2 separate regions of the Homo sapiens genome follow, and region 2 is linked to region 1. A link is a contact called in ENCODE Hi-C or POLR2A ChIA-PET data. All regions are on one chromosome and are shown on one strand. The core of a region is the stretch at or near the end of the contact, and the rest is flanking DNA. Distances in the headings are between cores, read along the strand shown. Region 1 holds the start of LINC02361 (long intergenic non-protein coding RNA 2361). Region 2 holds the start of GALNT9 (polypeptide N-acetylgalactosaminyltransferase 9).

Region 1 (7,790 bases), core at 1-2,500:
GCGTTGCTCTGAACCGCTAGATACGGGGCTCATCAGAAACAGAAAACTGAGGCAGGAGGCCGTGCGGAGGACAGCCCAGGCCGCAGCGACGGCCAGCCCCACCCGCCAGCTGCCAGGAGCCGTCTGCTGCCCGGCCTGGCCAGCCCTGCTGGTGACCATGGCGGCCCATGAGCCAGCCCAGGGAGCCCCCATGGACCCAGAGAATTGTGAGGACCAGGAGCCCAGCGCTGCTTTAACCTGCTGCGTTTCGGGTGGTTTAGTTCCCGTGTTGTGCGTGGACGCATCGTGGCACGGGGGATTCTGCCCAGCAACTGCTCTGTGTTCTGAGACACTAAAGGCCAGTGCAGCGTTAGAGTCAGGCTGGAGGTGGGGGCAGGGGTGAGGAAGAGGGGACGAGAAGTTGGGGGAGGGAGAGGAGCAGGAGCAGGAGGGAGGGTGGGGCTGCTCTCTGGGCAGCCAGGCTCAATACACAGAGAAGCTTCCCTCAGTGGCTAAACCGGGCCAGGAGATGCTGGTTCCGGGGAATGAGCCCACTGCTCTGCCCTCTTCCCGTCCCGGCTCCGCCACCTCCCCAGCTCTGTCCTGATTTCACACAAACCCATCATTCCATTTCACTCCAGAGATGAAATCGGTTCTGCAGCTCACCCTATCCCCATCTTGAGCACCGCCTGAGGGCGCAGGTGGGGTCCCTCCCTGCCCAGCGGGGGATGGGGTGGGCGTGGGGGGGCGCGCACCTGGAGCTGCGCTTCCCTCTGGCGGCCTCCCTGCCCGGTGAGGGGCTGTGCCTCCGGGGTCTGTCTCCCGGCATTTTTCATATTCCACGGGGTTCTGTCATCCTGACTGTGAAGGGCACACGGAGCCGGGTCCTGGCCCATTTGACCGGCTCGGCTCACCCCTGCGCTGCCTGTTCGCCTGTGTCCGTCTGTCCGTCCATCTGTCTGCTGGCCACAGCTCTTCCACCCTCGGGGAGGTGTTCTTCCCCCTCTGCTGAGCCTGCATGAAGACGCGTGCGCTCAGGCCGGCGTCTGCAGTGTAGACACAGCTGCCTAGGCTCACTTGTGGTGTGGACGCTGTGCTGTGCCGGTGTTGCGCTGTGTCCGGTGCAGGCGCCGTCCTCTGGCTTCTCTGGGGTGTGTGCAGCGTCGACGCTGTCCCGGCGGGGCTCGGAGGGAACCGCCCGGCGTAGTGTGAGGGGCGGGGCCGCTCCTGCGGAGTCCACGGAGCTCGGCCGGCCGCGGGGGCCTCTTCGCCGAGGGAGTCGGGGCGGGGCCCGTCTTTCCGGGGACGGAGCACGGAGGAGACGCAGCGACGGAGGAGTCGAGGGCGGGGCCTGGGGCGGCCCTTCGCCCTTTTAAGTCACTGCGCGCGGGTCCCAGGCGGCGCCCGTCTCGGGGGCAGGTCCGCGGGGTGTGACGAATGTTCCCGCGGCGTCTCCCCGCCCTCCCCGGCGCCTCCCCCGGCCTCGGGCAGCCGCTTTCTGCACGGCACCTCCGAAGCCGCTGGGCGTCTGTAACCAACCTGCACGTTGTGCGCATGTGCCCCAGAAATTAAAGTAGAATAAACAACAACAAAACCAAAAGACCTTTTTACTTTGACGCAGTTTTAGATTCCCAGGACGTTGCACAGAAAATCCGGACGGATCCTGTGCCCTCCGCCCAGCTCCCGGGGTCACAGGCAGCCTCGGCTCCGACCCCGCCGGGCGCGCGGTGACCGGCTGTGCGGGTTCCAGGGGCGGATGTGCGCTTTGCCCGGCCCCTCTCCCGCCGCGCGGCCGCTCCTCCTCTCCGCCAAGGGCCGGTTCAGGCACAGGCCCCGCCGAGGCTGCCCCTGACTTGAGGGCTCACGCACCGGGCTGCTTGCGGCTCTGGACTATTGTGAATAAGGCCGGTGTGAGTATTTTACTGTAAGTCTTTGGGGACGTGTCTTCATGCCCCTTGGGTGAATCCAGGTGTGAGATTGCCGGGCCGGGGTGCTGTGAGTTACCTTTGGTTATAGGGAGGTGGTGACCCATGGTGGCTCCAAGTGCCCGTGGCCTTTCGTGACCCCGCCAGCAGCGGGTGGGCCTTTGGGGCGCTCCGAGGCTCGCCCGTGCTGCCCGTGGGTGCTTCAGCCAGTCCGGCCGCCGTGGCTTTCCTCTGCAGCCCCCGGTGCCTGCTGGCGTCGTGCCTTTCCGTGTGCTCGTTGGCCACGCACATGTCGAGGGGCCGTTCTGACGATGGACTGAGGGGCTCGGGGATAGCACGTGTCCAGCGGGGCAGGTCAGCCTTTCTCTTCTCCCCACAGACCTCAGCACAGCTCTGCACCTCGGAGGACTCGGGGAAGTTTCTGGGCCTATTTGGGCAATAGGAGAAGGTCATGGGCTGTCTTTCCAAAATTCACGTCCACCCAGAACCCCCGAATGAGACCTATTTAAAGAGAAGGCCTTAGCTGATGGAACATTAAGATGAGGCCACCCTGGAGCAGGGTGGGCCCTGAATCCGAGGCTGCTGTCCCTGCAAGGTGACGAGAGGGTGCAGGCGTGGAGGAGACACATGGGGGTGGGGTGAGGAACAGGCCACCGGCAGCAGAGACGGGTCAGGCCCAGCGAGGGAGGAGGTGGGAGGAGCCCCGGAGCCCTCGGAGGAAGCCGGGCTGGCACCTGGGCCTTGGACTCTGGGACTGTGAGGGAATCAATTCTGCCATCTGAAGCCACCTGCTGTGGTCCTGTGTTACAGCAGCGCTGGGCACAAACATGGGAGGGCCTCGTGATTGGGACTGGGGCATTCACAGGCCCGGCAGGCTGGTGAGCCGGTGCCTGGCAGGTGGGGAGGACATGGTGTGAGAGGCGGCCTGCGGGCCGGCCAGTGAGCTCCAGCACGGGGACTGGTCACCAGCCAGTGAGCTCCAGCACGGGGACTGGTCACCGGACAGCAGTGTCAGCGTGGACGGTGATCCCTCTAGAAGCCCTCCTTGTGTCTCGGGCCGGAAGCTAGGCACTGCACGCGCTCGGGAATGGGCCGCTGCTGTGAGGGAGAGCGCCCGCTGTGCAGTGGGTGTCAAATGAATATTAATAAACAAAAGAGCCAATTATCCTTCGTTGCAGACAAGTTTCTTTGCAGAAAATTTAGGAAATACAAGAAGCAAATAAAAAAATCAAAACCACCCAGGAATATAACAGTTATGATGTGCTTTTTTCCTAATCTTCAAAGCAAAGCTTTGGAGCCTGTATTATTTCTTGTTTGAATTAAATGCAGTTCAGAAGGAGAAAGTAATTTCCCCAAAGCTGCCCAGTGAGGAGAGGGCGCCCAGGTGTGTCTGCTGCTGCCCCTCTCTGCAGACCCCAGAGCTGTCCCTGCAGCCCTCTCAGAGGGGGCCCCCGCCCTGGAGTCTGCCCTTCACCTTCCCCTTGCTTCGACCAGAGCTAAACTTGCCTGTGATGACGAGGGAGTGTTTGGGAGACCCCCACGCTCTGTGTGGTTGGGCCCCTGGTCAACACCAGCCCGGCCTGCACCCCTGCTGGGGCCCTTCGAGGCTGCCCCGCTCCTGGGGACAGGCCCCCCCCGCATGCTGCTTCCTGTAGGACCCACTCTTGAAGTCGGTCTGAGCCATAAATGAGACTCATCAGGCAATGGGCATTTTTATTAGAGGCAAAATTAAATTCGGATGCCCAGGATCTCTATCAAGAGCAGAGAAAGGAGAAGAATGACGTGTGTATTTGTTCACTGCTTCCACCAGGAGCGCCTGCTCCCGCACCGGCCGCTCCGAGCCCCGGTCATCGGGCTGGGGGAGTGCCTGCACCCGTACTGGCTGCTCCGAGCCCCTGTCGTCGGGCTGGGGGAGTGCCTGCTCCTGTACCGGCCGCTCCGAGCCCCGGTCGTCAGGTGCCAATGAACCATGTCAAACAGATGACGTGGATTTTTCTGAATCTGCTGCAGAGCCAGATTTTAATTGAATCAATGGGAGAAGCAGGCCTGCTATTAAGTTTTATTAAATTCTATTTGCTTGTATCCTTGCCATTTAAAACATGACTGTTTAAAAAGAAAAAAATACTGGGCAGCCAGGCAGGGTTGAAGGTCGCAGGTTTGGGGTCACATGGATCTGGGTGGGACCCCCTGGGTCGGCCTCTGTGATGCGTGTGTCTTGTATGGAGTCATTTTACTCCTCCGAGCCTCTGTTTCTCCTTAAGTGGGCACAGGAGTGCTCAGTACTACTTAAGGTATTTGAAGAATTAAATGGGATTAAAATTTCAGCCGTATATAAACATCTTCCTCCCTCCCTCGTCCTCCTCCTGTGTCCTCCCTCGTCCTCCTCCTGTGTCCTCCCTCATCCTCCTCCTGTGTCCTCCCTCATCCTCCTCTGTCCTCCCTCCTCCTCCTCCTCTAAGGAGAAGAGAATGGTTGGCAGCAGTTTTCCCGAGTACCTGGGACAGGAGCTGGCGTTTCTGTAGACCTTTGCTCTGAAAGGAATCTCTTGTGCGTCCTGTCTTAGTCACATCTGTTGGACTGGGGGCGTGCTCTGCGTCTCGGTCGCGTCCGTCGGACTGGGGAGGTGCTCTGCGTGTCTCGGTCGCGTCCGTCGGACTGGGGAGGTGCTCTGCGTGTCTCGGTCGCGTCCGTCGGACTGGGGAGGTGCTCTGCGTGTCTCGGTCGCGTCCGTCGGACTGGGGAGGTTCTCTGCGTGTCTCGGTCGCGTCCGTCGGACTGGGGAGGTGCTCTGCGTCTGGGGGTTTTGGGAGAGCAAGTTGGGGGTGTGCTGGCCAGTGTCTGACAATAGGCTGTTGGAAGCGCAGCCGTGGCGTGTAGCATTGCCAATCATAGTGTCTGTATCTCTGTCTGTCTCTCCACCACGGACCGTTCCAGGCGACCAACACGCAGTCTCCAAGCTTGGAGTTGCCTGCTGTAGGCCCCCCACCGACTGCCGGAACCCCAGCTCCCAGCCCTTCCAGCCTGTGGGTGTTGGTAGGCGGTTTCGGCAGTTGTGAGCCTGGTCAAAGCCTCAGCTCTTCCCTCACTTGGGCAATCGGTCCTCCATATTAAATCCCTTTTGTTTGACTGGTTGGATCCCACCTGATACAATTGGGGTGGCCCCAACCAAGGACCTATGGTTACAAAACAGGACACAGAAGTCCATGAGGAGGAGTGATTGTGCCTTACAGGAAGGGACGTATCCACATGTGTCAAAGGGTTTAGGGGATCACGGTGGCTTCAGCACAGCCCACGGACGGCACAGCCTACAGATGGCACAGCCCACGGACTGCACTGCACGTTTTCCTGAGCCCAGGGACTGTGCTGGGGTCAGGGCAAATGCATGTCTCCATCCGTTTGGCATTTTGCTATTCATATAAAGGAACATCTGAGACAGGGTAATTCGTGAAGAAAAGGGGTGTAAGTGGCTCACGGGCCTGCAGGCTCTACAGGAAGCCTGGCACCAACATCTGCTTCCGGGAAGGCCTCAGGGAGCTTCTTCTCAGAGCAGAGGGGACGTGGTGAGGGAGGGAGCAGGGAGGGCAGTGCCAGGACCCTTCTAACAACCAGCTCCCTCAGGAACTACTAGAGTGGATGTTAGTTACCATGAGGACAGTGCTGGACTGTTCATGAGGGATCCACCCGTGACCCAAACACGTCCCAGCAGGCACCACCTCCATGTTGGTTAAATTTCTACCTGAAATTTGGAGGGGACAAACATCCAATCTACATCAGCATGTCACTGTGACTTAAACAGTATGGTTGGTTCCCATGTGGGGCACCCCTCTGAGGCAGGCGTGAGAGTCTAGGCCAGCAAGGACATCCTGGTGGCCACGGCCGAGTGTTGGCCATGCAGCCGTGCAGGGACCATCTTCAACAGCGACACCGTGTGGCAGCAGATGCAAAGGCAGCAGCGGACGTTGGGACATCTCCAGCTCTGCCCCACCCATGCAAGGGTGGGGAGCTCTTTGGATTACATGATCTCTAGGATTCGTGGGTACTTTCTCCAGAACAGGGGCAGTTCTCAAGAGGCGTGTGGCCACTTAGGCAGGTAAGGACAGAGGGGAATAGTCAGGGAAATAAGGACACTTGGAGGTGTATTTGGTGAAGCAGAGTGTTTGGCAAGTCAAAGTCATGCCTGTTGAAGAGTCTCCTGTCCGGACAGCGTGGACAGCACCTCACCTCCGCTGCCCTGCAGGGATCTGCCATCCCAGGTGCTCCCCTCGGGACTCCTCCTGGTGCCAGGGAGGAGGGGCTGGGCCAGGTGAGGCGGAGCAGCCATAGGCTTCCCTCAGTGGGAGGGAACACTCACCTCCCTGAAGGGTGGGAGTTCTACTGAGGATTCGAGAGTAATTTTCCAGGTGTCAGGTTTTCTGTGGGATCCTGTGTGGGCTATGAACCAGCCAGCTTTGACTTGCCTGTCAATTTGCCTAATGAATTGGTGTGTGAGCGAGCCGAGTTTGCACCTGCCATCCTCTTGGTCTAAACTACAGGCACTGCACGTTGCAAGATAAGGGACGTTGCACATCCTTCACCTGGGAAACTTCTGGACTCCTAACTTCACCTGGGAAACTTCTGGACTCCTGTGAGTCTGGCTGGGGGTGGGGGGGGTCCCTGGCAAGCCACTCACTTTTGGGGCCTCACTCACTGCCCGTGTTTTGCCTCCATGATCTTAGAATTTTGGCAAGATCTGGACTAGACAGAGGGCTGAGGCTTGGGCTGGGGTTGGGAGAATTCTCTGCTGAGAACAGAGAAACTGGGACCCCTCAGGGCTTCTTACAGGAACAGGAAGCAACGACTGGGGAGTCCCAGAGGAAGGCGTTGAGCAGAGGGGCCGTGTGGTGGGTGGGCACCCCAGCAGGCAGGGTGCTGGGGGAGGAACATGAGCCCCTGCGGGCTTTGGAAAGAGCAGTGAAGTACAGCCCCATTGCCTCTGCCCAGGGCTAGCGGAAAGTGAAGTGTTCCCAGCCCCATTGCCTCTGCCCAGGGCTAGCGGAAAGTGAAGTGTTCCCAGCCCCATTGCCTCTGCCCAGGGCTAGCGGACAGTGACGTGTCCCCGCAGGCTGAACTCCGACTGGTGACAACGGGTCAGCGTCCTCACTCCCTGGAGACTCGGAGCCTGGACTTGCCAAATTTGGCACCTGCCCATTTTTTTTTTTTTTCTTTGAGATGGAGTATCACTCTGTTGCCCAGGCTGGAGTGCTGTGGCTCGATCTCGGCTCACTGCAACCTCCACCTCCCAGGTTCAAGCTATATTCTGCCTCAGCCTGCTGAGTAGCTGGGATTACAGGTGCCTGCCACCATGCCCAGCTAATTTTTGTATTTTTAGTAGAGATGGGATTTCACCTTAGCCAGGATGGTCTCAATCTCCTGACCTCAGATGATCCACCCACCTCAGCCTCCCAAAGTGCTGGGATTATAGGCGTGAACCACCGTGCCTGGCCTTTTAAAAAAAAAATTTTAGATTCATGGGTACATGTGTGGGTTTGTTATGTGGGTATATAGCTTGATGCTGAGGTTTTGGCTTCTAACGATCCCATCACCCAGGGAGTGAACGCAGCTCCCAACAGGTGGTTTTCCAGCCCTCGTCCTCGTCCTCCTCCCCCTCCCACCTGCCCCTCTGGAGTCCCTGGCGTCTGCTATTCCCTCTCTGCGTCATGTGCATGCAGCATTCAGCTCCCATGGATAAGTGAGAACACGTGGTTTTGGTTTTCTGTTCGGGTTGAGTTCTCAGGCTGACGGCCTCCAGCTGCATGTGTGGCTGCAGGGGACGTGCTCTCCTCCATTTTCCCGGCTGCATCGAGTTCATGGTCTGTCTGCACACGTGAGGCCACCTGCCAGGCCACA
Region 2 (7,584 bases), core at 3,420-5,919, 140 kb after region 1:
GCCCCACAGGAACGTCCCCTCAGCTGCTGCTCTGAACACACACTGGGGCTTCCCAAAGCAGGGGCTGCGTCCCGGTGGGCCCAGCTTGCAGACATGGCTGTGGGCCATGCACGGGCACAGCTTTATGAGATGCCACCCCACTTCAGACCTTGCTCTCCCAAGTTCTTCCGGCGTCGTGCTCATGTGGCCCCGGCTCAGGCCTCCCTGGGGGACAGGGCAGGCCTTGGTGGGGTGACGCCTGCTGGAGTCTCCAGGCTGTTCCCACGGCACTCAGTCACCTTCTACTCACGGGTGCGCTGGAGACACACAAGTGTCTCTTAAGTTCATTTAAACAAAACAATGAATTGTTTGGAGAAAAACCCTCTCGCTTGCTCACTGGACAGATATTCGTGGAGTGCTATGTTCACAGTACCGCCAGAGGCCTTGGGCATCAGAGCCAGGACCAGACAGACACAGCCTCGCCCTCAGTGGACACGAGCGAGGTGTCACACAGTCATGGGGGGATGCATGAGGCACGTGGGAATTCCTGAGGCTGGAGGAAGCCTGAGTCCATGTCCCCAGAGGGGGGGCCGTGGGCAGGATGAGCGTGCAATGAGCGTGCACCACACTCCAACCTTCTCTGACCAGCAACTGGCTGGCCACAGTGGGGCCTTCTGCTTTTTTAATGTAAACTTTTAGTAACTACAGAAACCTAGGTCCCTCTGAAACCAGCGCCACCTCGCTGGACCTCTCTGGGCCCCGTGGCCCACCCCGCTCCAGGCTCTCAGCTTTCCTGCTGCTCAGGCCCAGACCTCTCAGACCTGGGACCTGGGCTAGGGCAGGTCAGTGAGAGGGAATTCACACATGTGCTCTGAATTTTAGAAACAACCTCCCTCACAACCAACCAACAAAAGGAAAACTTCCCATCGCCATCCCTGGCTCCATCCTCCATTCAGAGCCTTTCTTCCTGAGGGGCAGGAGGGCCAGGACCGCGCCAGGCAGGGGTGATTCTCCTCTCCCAGCAGAGTGAGTCCAGCCGCTGCGACGCGGGCGACCGTGCTCCCTGGCGGTGACCTTCACTCGCTCCACGCCCACAGCAACAAACAGCCTGGCATGCCTTAGCGCTGCCCAGGCCTCGCATGGACACAGGGGTAGGCCCTGCAAGCGCCTAGAGAAAGTGGGGGCTCTTTGTCTCTCTCTCCCCTTCCCATCTCAAGGGGCTTGAAAATTTTCTTAAAGGCAGAAGGGTTTGAATGCCCAGACAACTGAATGGAGACAGTTCTTCCCCTTCTTTTCCTTGAGTTTAGAGGCTCTGAAATTTAGCGTTTATGAGACTTACTGTGTCTGCTGCGCACAAAACCATGGATGCTGTCTTTTATGTGCAACTGAAGATATTCAGAAGGGTGGTTTTTGTGTATAAACATTTTTTCCTTGCCTTGAGCGCTGAACTTAGAAGCAAACCTTGATGTACACATAGGAGTGACTACACAGAGCTTCCTTAATGAACATCCCTCTGGGGCCTTATGAATTTGAATCTGCACACATTCCTTAGGAGTTCTTTGCCAAGGTCAATGGATATCCCAAAGAAAGGCCACTGGACCAGCGGAGGCAGGGTGTGGGAAGAACTTTGGATTCTGGGCCCCTCCCCACCCCAGTGGCCCTCCCGCTCCTCCAGCTCCCATGAAGACGTGGACTTCCTTCCACCAGGCCCCTCCCAGCCAGCAGAGGAATTCCAGGAAGCAATCAAGGCAGGGAAAAGGGATCAATCCATTTTGTTTCGGATTTCCCCCTCTCCTTTCTGAACTCGGATGGATTAGTATCGAGTGGGAGCTCCCAGGAATCAATTTTGCATCCTGGGATGTCACATTCTGGAACAGGCTGTGATCTAAGAGCTGGCCGCCTCCTCCAGGGAGCTTCTTACACACCTTTTAGCACTGAGAGCCTGTGCCAACATCAGAGCGGGTAATGCTGTTTCAAAGGGCCTCATGGCGACAGACATCAGGCCTCTACGGCACCGCCCTCCCCGTAGGGCCCCACCGGGGGTGAGAGTAATTTTGGTGTCTCCCATCATTTCCTGGGGCAAAGATTGACTGACTCTTGGGTTTAGACACTGTGCCTGGCCTGCTGGTCACAGAGAGGAACGCAGCACAGCCTCATCACAGAGGGGGACGAAACTCGGCCTCATCAAAAGGTTGAGGGCAAAGACAGAGGCAGACAGATGGCAGGGGCCGTTCGGAGAAAGGCTGACAAGGGAGGACAGCTAGGATGAAGGAAAGAAGGAGAAACAATTTTAAAAGAAAGAAAGGAGGAAGGGGGAGGGAAGCGAAGAGGAAGAAGGGAGGGGACAGAGGACAGGAGGAAGCGGGATGGGAGAAGGCAGTGGGGGCGGTGGGCGGTGGGGGGAGACACACTTTCCCGGAATGCTTCCTTATCTCCCGCCAATGTCAGCAAAGCGGATCATGGGTCCTGGCTTTTTCCACCACCAAGAATCCCAGCCGATTCTCACCTTGAAGGGTGAGGCAGGGAAAACGACTCACAGGGCCGAGCTGCCCTCGTGGTGTTACACAACCTCAGTGTGCTGCCAATGTTTTTATGTAATCCTCTGGCTCTCCCCATAAAACAGACCATAACACCATGGCGAGCACACTTCAATAGAGCCATGTGCTATTGCCGGGCACACCGCCTTCCGGGAGATGAATTGCTCTGCCGGGCGGCTGGGCGGCTGCTTGAACTACTTTTCTCCCCTCGTGGCTCCAGCTGAATCAGAAAGATCAGAGAAGCCACAGAGCTCACCAAGCACAGCTCTGCGGGAAAGTCAGGGATTCTGTGGGTGATGGGAAGGCGCTCAGGAAGTCAGGGTGCTCTGAGTCAGACAAAGCTGGGACAACCCCTCCTCATGGGGATTCACCTCCCCCTCCCACCCCACGGCCTGTCTGCAGCCCACCCTCAAGAGAGGGTGTGGCTCCTGAAGGAAACGCAAGACCACCCCCCGCCTTTGCCCCCACACACAGCAGGCACATCCGGAGCCCCCGCCTGCCCGCGTAACCCCAGCTCCCGTCACCTCCCACTCGAGCCTGTTACGGATGCTTTCTGGAGGAGGTTTGCTGGGGCTGCCAAGGCAGAAGCCTGAATCATCGGCACGGAACGGAAAGCCACACCAGCTAGTGATGTAGGCACATGCAAACTTTCTCCTTCCTGGCGCCCCGGTGCAGAGTGGCCTTGGGGGCGGCTGCTCCTCCGGGAAGGTGGAGCAGCTGGAAAAGTGCTTGCTCTCAGCAGCTGTGGCCGCTGGCCCTGACCTGTGGTGATGCCGGTGCTGCTCCTCGGGCTGACCTACGTCCGCTCGTGATGAAACAGACCCACCGGGAGCTGGAGGCTTTCATGGATTCTGGGGCTCCCAGGTGCCACAACTTGGGCCCCCCTGGGTAATGAGTCCTGCCAAGCCCTGCATGATCCTCAACTCCATCCTCCCAGGAGTCTCAGGTCTCAGCTTCAAGCTTCTCCCATAACAACTTTCTAACGCGGCCTCGGGCACCCCCAGGACAGGGGGCCGCCTAGCCCAGTGGTCGAAGCATTTGGGGTGCCTTCGAACCTCAGGGGCAAAGGACACTGCACCAGCAGCCTCCCAAGTGTGGCGTCCCCACCCTCCTCTTTCCCCACCTTCAAGAGTGGAGGGGTCGGCGCAGCCTAAACCTGACGGCCCCCACTCCTGGAGCGCCAAGCCAGCCCCCCACCCCACACTCCTGGACCTAGGCACTGCCTGCTTCTAGAGCAGCTCCAAAGATCCTCTGCAGAAGTTCCCTCGGAGAGCAAGTTTGCGTCATTGTGGGGGCAGGGGGATTCCTCAAGTCTCCACTGGAGGGGTGGGTGCCCGGTGCGGGGGGAACCCAGGTTGCTGCCCGCTGCTGAAGGGGCTTCCGCGGCCCTTCCCTCTCCTCTCTCCTGTATATTCCCTCCCACAGGGGCGCAGAGGGGCGCGCACCCGAGGCCGGCCTGACCCATCGCGCCCGGGGTGGCCACTGTCCCGGGCAGGGCTGCCCCCACTCCGCCCCGGCGCCCCCGCTCACCGTTGAGCTGGTTGTAGACCACCTCCTCCAGGTGGTCCAGGCGCTGCAGGATGGCCTCACGGTCCCCCAGCGTGCCCACCTTGGCGTGTCGGCTGCGCACCCGGCGGTCGCCGCTCACGATGCGCACGAGCTCCTGGGAGCGGCCCTGCAGGCGGCAGTACACGGAGAACAGGACGATGCCCACGAACACCAGGATGTTCACCGTCAGCAAAGTTCGGATCTTCCTGGCCACCGCCATGAACACGGCTGCAGCGGGGGCCTCACCCGCGGGGCATCCCCAGCATCCCCGCCCGGGCCTGGGCTTCAGCTTCGGCTTCGGGGACCATGAGCCGCCCGGGGCTGCGGGGGCTGCGGGGCTCGGCCGGAGCTGTCCCTTCAGCACCAGCTCAGCGCGCCGGGCCACGGCCGCCGGGGGTCCCCCAGAGCGCAGAGGGCTGCCCGGGGCTGGGGTCGCGGGGCGCGGCCGGCATCCCCCGCTCAGAGGGCGCGGCCCCGCCCCGGGGAGCGGTGAGGGGGGCCGGGGGCGCCGGGGGGCGGCGGGGAAGGCGCGGGCGGGCGGCGCTCGGTGTCTGTGCCGGCTCCTGTCCTGCCCGCCCCGCAGCCACCGCGCCGGTGCAGAGTGACGCGGCCTCACCTCACCTCATCTGCAACCGCGGCCCCAGGACCGCCCCGCCCCGCCTCCCCCACCCCTCAAGGCCGCCCCCCGGGACCGCCCCGCGCGCCTGCCCCGCCCCCCCCACCGCGCCCCCCCGGGGACCCCAGGACAGCAGGTCCGGGGGGCGGGGGACGGGGGGCGGGGCGCGCGGGGTAGCCTGGGCCAAGGGCGCGCGGGCGCGGGGAGCGGGGGCGGGGCAGGCGCGGACCCTCCCTCCCCAGGACCCGCCAGACGCCCGGGGCCCCCAACGGCCAGCACGGTCCGAATCGACCCCAAGCTTGACCCGAGGGCAGCGGGGCCTCCGGGAATGCCTGGCCAGGGCGGTGTCGCCGGGAGTGAATGGGGGAGGGGGCGGCCGGGGCAGGACCCGGGTCAGGGCCACTCTGGTAGTCTCCTGCCCACCCCTCCCCAAGCCGAGCTCCCGGCCTCCCTCCCTCTCCCCCGTCCAGGGCTGAGGACTGGGGAAGCTGAGTCCCGGGACGGGTATGGGGGGGTTGGGGCTTGGGATGCAGCCGGACCTCCGGGAACAGCAGGGGGCCCTGGAGCCACCAGGAGGGAGAAGGCCCCGTCCCTGAGCCAGGCTCGCAGGTAAGACCCGAGGCCGCAAACCCCGGCTGCCCCCACCCCCAGCCCAGGCTCTGATCTGGCCCCACACTGGCGTTTTGTGGAGGAGACCCTGGAAGCCAGGGGAGATGTCAGCCAAGCCGCGCAGCACAGGGGCCCAACTTCCACTGGCAGAATGCAAGCACCCAAGAGGCAGGAGTTTCACCCAAAGGCAGGGTTCACCCCTGTGTTCCCAGAGATTGGACACATAGCTGGTGTTCAGTAAACATTTGCGGGATGAGTGAATAAATGACGGAGCATTTATTAAGAGCATGGCTGTGCTTGGCTCTCCATACAGAGATGAGTAAGGCAAGGGGCTTCACAGCTCTTGGCTGTGTGTGTGTCCGTGTGTGTGCATGAGTGTGCATGCATTTGCCTCTGTGTGCCTGTGTATCTGCATATGTGCATGTCTGTGTTGTCAGCACGCATGCATGTGCATGTGTCCACGTGTTTCTGTGTGCATGTCTGTGTGCCCGTGTGTGCATGTATCTGTGTGTGCATGTGCCTGTGTCTGTGTGCATTGTCTCTGTGTGTGTTCATGCGTGTGCATGTGTCTGTCTGTGCCTGTGTGTATTTGTGTATGTGTCTATGTATGTCTGTGTGTGTGTTCACATGTGTGCATATCTCTGTGTTCATCTCTGTTTGTTCATGTGTGCATGTGTCTCTATATCTGTGTGCATCTATGTGTCTGTGTTTGTGTGTCCATGTGTGCATTTGTCTGTGTATCTGTGTACGAGTGTCTGTGTGTCTGTGTGTGCATGTCTGTGTTTGTGTGTTCATATGTGCATGTTTCTATGTATATATGTCTCTGTGTTCATGTGTGTTCATGTCTGTGCATGTTCACATGTATGCATGTTTCTCTCCATGTGTCTCTGTGTGTGCATGTTTCTGTGTATGTATGTCTGTTCATGTGTGTGGTCTGTGCATGTTCAAATGTGTGCATGTCTGTGTGTTCATATCTGCATTTGTTCATGTGTTCATGTGTCTATGTGTGTGTTTGTATGTATATCTGTGTGTGCATGTGCCTGTGTGTGTGTGTCTGTGTATGCACATGTGTGTAGGGGGATCTGGGGGGTTCTGGCTCTGAGCTTAGTACTCTATTCTTCAAATATCCGTTTCTTGGCATCGGGCATGACAGCCTATCCAGCTTGGAGGTTTTCTGCCCCTTGGCTGAGGCTGGGCGAGCCGAACACCCATTTCTCCTTTCTTTGTTGAGCCATTCTTTTCTTCCTCAGGATGTTTATCCCAGGAAATCCAGAGGATCAGAACCAGGCAGGACCCGGCACTGGGACGGAGGCAGCTGTCTGCGGGGCGTTTACCGTAGATACGTATCACCTGTTCTGAGACAGAGCCTGGGAGGCTGTTTTTAATCATCCGGGAGGTGATTACTATGCAGCCAGTGTGATAAACCCTGGTCTGTTTTTGATCAATAGCCATTCCCGTGTCCCTCCTGAAAATGCCGTATTCTTCTGCTTATAAAATGCAGGTTGTAAAATGTTTCCCGACGTTACGAGGACAGCTGCTGGAATAATGATGCAGGTAGCTGGCACACACGCAGTGCAAAGGTTTCACCAGACATGGTCTTCTATGCCTATCACCTGGTCAATACGAGCAGCAGCCACGTTAAGGTGTAATACACACTGGCGTCATCTAACGTTCCATGTGAGGAAACTGAGGCACACAAAGGGCAACTGGCTTGCTCAAGGTCGCGTGAATGGCAAAGCGTGGATCTGGGATTCAAGCCCAGACAATTGGGCTCCAGAATTGACTTTATTAGTCATGATCACTCCAGAGAAAACATCAAGCACTTTTCATTACATGTTTAATGAAAATGATGTTAAAGTGGTTTTGTAGGAGAAAACATTTCATTCATGTAAATACATTTTACTGCATTCTAAAATCTAGCAGGAAAAGATGTGGCCTAACTACCGTCAAGATCTGGGTACATTTCATTGGAAATACAAGCACATTGGACATGGGAAAATACTGGGGAACTTTACATGGAAGAGAATGCATCTGATAGTCTGGCGCACTAGCATTTGCTGGATTTTTAGGACATATGGGAGGCCGGGTGCGGTGACCTCCCCCAGCAATCCCAGCAATTGGGGAGGCTGAGGCCGGTGGATTGCTCGAGCCCAGGAGTCCAAGACTAGCCCGGGCAATATGGTAAAACCTCATCTCTATGAAAAAAAATACAAAAAATTAGCCGGGTGTGGTGGTGCACAGCTGTAGTCTCAGCTACGTGGGAGGTTGAGGTGGGAGAATCACCTGAGCCTGGGG

The links. A loop is a pair of places that touch in the nucleus more often than their neighbours do. ChIA-PET counts read pairs that join two places held with the same protein, here RNA polymerase II (POLR2A). Pooled maps may share reads with other maps.
Region 2: a map of chondrocyte shows a loop between it and region 1 (1.9-fold over the local background). The contact joins the promoter of GALNT9 here to the promoter of LINC02361 in region 1. A Hi-C loop is called at or near these places in 1 of 168 maps with a recorded cell type or tissue (chondrocyte) and 5 of 50 pooled maps. POLR2A ChIA-PET finds 5 or more read pairs at or near these places in 3 of 52 experiments (AG04450, activated CD4-positive, alpha-beta T cell and activated T-cell).

What each region holds. Positions count from the first base shown.
Region 1 is chr12:132,188,445-132,196,234 of GRCh38, forward strand. LINC02361 (long intergenic non-protein coding RNA 2361) reads right to left here and starts at 1,251. Exons shown (of 2, transcript NR_146452.1): 1 at 735-1,251. RefSeq lists silencers at 1,102-1,581, 1,712-1,771.
Region 2 is chr12:132,324,920-132,332,503 of GRCh38, forward strand. GALNT9 (polypeptide N-acetylgalactosaminyltransferase 9) reads right to left here and starts at 4,670. Exons shown (of 11, transcript NM_001122636.2): 1 at 4,047-4,670. The coding sequence starts at 4,284. LOC101928416 (a long non-coding RNA gene) reads left to right here and starts at 4,931. Exons shown (of 2, transcript NR_120467.1): 1 at 4,931-5,289; 2 at 6,540-6,656. RefSeq lists an enhancer at 2,109-3,308.